2 separate regions of the Homo sapiens genome follow, and region 2 is linked to region 1. A link is an interaction called in ENCODE POLR2A ChIA-PET data of the cell type or tissue named here. Cell type or tissue: PC-9. All regions are shown on one strand.

The links. ChIA-PET counts read pairs that join two places held together with the same protein. Peaks named below come from ENCODE experiments on the same cell type or tissue, not always from the same donor. Only the 100,000 strongest peaks of a DNase experiment are listed, where the experiment ranks them.
Region 2: POLR2A ChIA-PET joins it to region 1 with 8 read pairs; 3 of 35 experiments call an interaction of 5 or more read pairs at or near these places.

What each region holds. Positions count from the first base shown.
Region 1 is chr7:107,948,234-107,950,733 of GRCh38, forward strand. The region is part of intron 24 of LAMB1 (laminin subunit beta 1); the gene reads right to left. Among named protein-coding and RNA genes, the nearest start is that of LAMB1, 54 kb to the right of the region's middle. RefSeq lists an enhancer at 1-214. In PC-9, no CTCF peak of the experiment used is centred here; DNase peaks (open chromatin) are centred at 808 and 1,138; H3K4me3 peaks cover 909 bases; H3K27ac peaks cover 2,500 bases.
Region 2 is chr7:108,123,974-108,126,473 of GRCh38, forward strand. The region is part of intron 1 of LAMB4 (laminin subunit beta 4); the gene reads right to left. Among named protein-coding and RNA genes, the nearest start is that of LAMB4, 5.1 kb to the right of the region's middle. In PC-9, no CTCF peak of the experiment used is centred here; no DNase peak of the experiment used is centred here.

The sequences.
Region 1 (2,500 bases):
GCCTTGGCCTCCCAAAGTGTTGGGATTACAGGCGTGAACCACCGTGCCCGGCTAACATTTTATAACTTTGAATTGCCAAAGTATGCAATGAGGTCAGTTGCCTTCACCCCAGATTTTAACACTTTGGGGAAAGGGGCTTTCTGGTCTTCCATGAAAAAAACAAAACTAAAGATAAGGTTGGAGAGATGACAATGTAGTGGGAAAACAAGGGGAAAATGAAACACCTGGATCTAGAACCTGGAAGTATCTCTTAGGGTATTTTCACTTATGCTCACTTGGAGCTTCCAATGCTTCCAGAGGGCTTGAAAAATACTTTTTCTTGCTGGTGTGAGCTGACTGGGTATCATTATTAGGGTCACGAATACGAATGATGTATACATATAAATGCAGAGAGGACTGGAAAGATTCCTATCAAGCTGAGTAAAAAGAGGAGTATACTGGGTGAGGAGATGAGAAGGGACTTTGTTTTCTTCTAATACAGGAGTACCAATTGCTTGAAGTGAATGTGGGCAGTCTGGCTCCAGGACCTACACTCTTGGCTATGGGACCTCTTCATCTGTCTGCATCCCTGCTGCCCTCGTGCCACCGGGATTGGCCAGCATAATAGGCAAACCATAAAGCCATGTGATCTTTGTAGTTCCTCCATTAACTAAATTTCTATGATTATCTTACAGAAAAAAAAAGGAAATGCCAAAGGGAGGAGTAAAAAGGAACAGACATATCCAGTTTCAATACATTCTCCTTAAACCAGGTTTCCTTGCAGAATACTTAGTTTCTGTTTTTTATCGGTTGTTTGCTTTTCCTGATGAAAAGTTTCTTACGTAATGAGCTGACCTTTCTTCTGGATGAAAGGAACAAAGAAGTTGGCGAACAATGATGCCATGAATCTCACTCTTTGCAGAGTTTCTAAAACAGGATCTAACTTTTGACCCAAACAAGTTGACAAGGTTTCTATAAGTCACAATTTCCCTGGCAGATTTAGAGGCGAAAGTTTAAAGAAAAGATAAAAGGGTAAGGAGTAAAGTTCTAAGGACCACATGAACAATTCTCTGATTGACTCTGACTCTGGGTAGCAGGCCTTTCCTGCTAACAAAGCTAAGATGGAGCCAAAGGTCAGAAAGCTTTGGCAGAGAAAGCTATTTTGCCAATGACACATGCTGACAGAATCAGGGTATGTGCAACGATAGAGCCATTATCTGGAAAAAATCAAGCCTTGGGGCATTACAAGTTTGAGGAATTTAACAGAGTAGTGATTAGAGCCCTGGAAAAAACAGATTTTAAGCAGAGTTTTACTTTCAAGAGACATCTTGGAGAAACTGGTCCACTGGATTTCAATACCTTCTAATGGAAGAGGGGATGTCAGATCTCATTAAGAACCAAATTTGGAGAATGATGAAAGAAAAGTACCTGTTTATTGACATAGCAAACATTATCCCCACTGTGAAACAAACCTTAATCTAAGAGGTCCATACAAACCCTTCTGGCTAAGCCTCAACTTAAAAAACAAATCATATCTAATTTGTTCTGGTCTTGCCCACTGACCTTTTTCTGCTGTTAAGGAACACATGGGTTTGCACCCTGAAGGAACACAGTTTCTAGGTTCCTGACCTTCTGTAGGAGATATTGAATGAGTTGCCAACTTGAAGATCTGTATTATTTCTTGCTGTAGTTGTGTCCAAAAAAAGAAAACGGTCATTTTAAAAATTTAAGAGTCCTGGCCAGGCACAGTGGCTCACACCTGTAATTCTAGAACTTTGGGAGGCCGAGGCGGGTGAATCATGAGGTCAGGAGTTTGAGACCAGCCTGACCAATATGGTGAAACCCCATCTCTACTAAAAATACAAAAATTAGCCGGGCGTGGTGGCGCTTGCCTGTAACTCCAGTTATTTGGGAGGCTGAGGCAGGAGAATCGCTTGAACCCAGGAGGTGGAGGTTGCAGTAAGCCGAGATTATGCCACTGCATTCCGGCCTAGGTGACAGAGCGAGACTCCGTCTCAAAAAAAAAAAAAATTCAAGAGTCCAACAGAGACCTATAATTTCAGATGTGCAACAAATATACGAAAGAGCACTTAAGAAACTACAGAAAATTTTTATCCATAATGATCAATTAAAAACAGGGAAGAAAATCAAGTAGGAAAGAAAGAATATAAAAACAGAGTTGCAACAGCCTATTCAGTCTTTTCCATATTTTGACTTTAAGATCTGAAAAATAATTTTCCAGGTCAAAAAAACTGCAATACCATAAAAATCAAGCAATCCTGATGATTCACATAATTTTAACAAGTTTTTGTTTGTAAGAAAATGTCATTTCCATCTTTTTTTGTTTGTTTGTTTAATCATAAGCTTAGGTGAAAATCTGGGTTTTATTCACATTAAACTGACTTGGAGCCCCTGACCTTGGAGCCCTTTGTTGTGCACGAAGTCTCCATGACATTGCCCTCCAGTTTTCACTGGTGGGGATGTTATCTTACACACATACGCCAAGAGCTTAAACTGTCAA
Region 2 (2,500 bases), 180 kb after region 1:
TCAGTGGGTCTGGAGAAAAGAAGGTAAAATTTGTAATGGTTTTTTTTTTTCCTTTTTTTAAGACAGTGTCTCACTCTGTTGCCCAGGCTGGAGTACAGTGGTGCAATGGTGGACCAGTGCAGCCTCAGCCTCCTGGATTCAAGCTGATTCTCCCACCTCAGCCTCCCCAGTAGCAGAGACTATAGGCATGTGCCAGCATACCCAGCTAATTTTTATTTTTTGTAGAGATGGAATCTCATTGTGTTGTAAGATGGACAACAGTATTTTTAATTACTGCATAGTATTAGTCTGAATGTAGAAACTAGAATTGATTTAATGAATTCTCTATTGGTTGATGTGTACTTGGTTTATAATATTTTCCTATTATAAATATTTCTGCTAAATCTTTGTTTATAGCCTTATTCACTATGATATAGTAAATGGAGCAGAAATAATGAGCCAAAGAGTATATGTGTGTGTGCATATAACCATATATGTATATAAAGATTGTATATATATACACATACACACACATGCATATATACAAATATACATATGTATATGTGTGTATAAAGCTTTTGATGTCACTGTCAAACTACCATGCAGAAAGTTTGTTCCAATTTACACTCTTATAACCAGACTGTGAGCACTGCTAACATGAGCCCTTACCAACATGGAGTATTATTTTTAAATATCTGTCAGTTTAAAAGGCAAAAAAAAAACAACCTCATTATAATTTATTTGAATAGTAGGAAATATAAAACCTCTTTCACGTATTTTCAAGTGAGACTATTTTTTCACATTCTACCTTCGAGGCTTTTCCTTGTGAATCCGTTACCCTCCTACTCCCATATTCCCAGTCCCTGCACATGCACAGTCCCTGCGCTCCAGCCTTAGCACTCCAGTTTCTGTTTTCTGAACCTTCTTTGCACGCTGTTTCCTTTGCCTTGAATGTCACCCTCCTAAGCCCAAATGTCAGCCTCCCTATGAAGTCTTTTTAGGGTGTTTTGCAATGCCTGATTTTAGGCAAATATCCCATTCTGTGATTCAGGCTCTTTATGAAGCCTAGGGTTCACTTTGGAAGTCCAATGCTGGAAAGTGACTCACTGAGAAACAGTCCTCCCATAGTAGCTCCATCAGAATGAGCTCTACCTGTTGGAAAAGTCTGCAATCTTGGGCTAATGGCCTCATACAAAACCTTGTGAAGACCTATAGGAGAATCCAGGTTACAGCTATAGGAAGGTCCATTCTGTATAGGCCACCCGAACCTGCACAGGCACTTTTCTAGGTGGTACTTTCTTACTGCTTTTTTCTCACAGGCAAGTCAGGAGCTTGGCTTCTGTTCAGCCGCCCAGATATACTTCTGATAAATGAAATATCTAATCCTGATGCTGTCCTGTATTTAGAACTGCCCGTGTGCTTCATTCTGTCTGGAAATGCAAAATGATTGGCATTATGGGCATTTAATAAGAATGGGCATTATTAGCAAAGTTTGAAAGTATGATTCTCTATAACCAAAGAAACTGAATTCAGTGAGATGACAATCTCTGTGAATAGCCTACGATTCATGGCTTGTAATGATCTAGGCTCTGAGTTGCTGGGGTAAAGTGCTACATAGGATATATCATGGCATTCCTGCTTCTCTCCAGTGGAGAACCTATTCACAGGGCAGAGTCCAAAGCAAAAGACTGTTTCCAGCTACAAATGATGGGCTAATCTTTTCCTACATCGGACAGGTGGGAGTGAGGCAGACTGCCGAATTCCCAGGACTCAGATTTAGAAAGACAGGAGGTGGAACTGTAATGCTGAACGCAGGAGTAAAAGAACAAGCGGAATGCCTTTTGCAGAGCATTTGGGGGAACAAAGCTTCCTCAGTATCACAGTTCACCACATTTCTATGATAAAAATGACCTGCTGAAAATTTCTTCAGTCCATATGGGAATTCTCTTCAAGCAACAATAAAGGTCATGGTACAAAGACTACTGGACTTCCCAGTGTACATCAGCCAGGTTTAAAAATGACCTGCCCCAAAGGAGCAGCAGGAGGAGTCAGAAACAGATCCCAAATTGAACTAGAAGAGATACAATTTCCTTATTGATAATTGGTTAAGGATTATCACAGTTGCTATGTGAAGAGATAAATGACAGAATCACACAGCTTGCCAATAATTCTGTTAGATCAGCAGGCCACAGCCCTGAATGCAACTGAGAATCACTTGAGAAGATATTTTTAATGACTTCCTTTTTGAAATATTTATTTTTAATTGTGGTAGAAATACACCTACATAAAATTGACCATCTTAATCATTTTTACCTGTACACTTCAGTAGTGTTAATTACATTTACATTGTGTGCAACCGATCTCCAGAACACTTTTCATCTTGCAAAGTTGAAACTTTGTATCCATTAAACAAGAAGTCTTCATGTCTCCCCGAGCCCCTGGCAGCCACCGTTCTACTTTCTGTCTCTATGGATTTGACTACTCTAAGTATCTAACATATGTAGAATCGCACAATATTTGT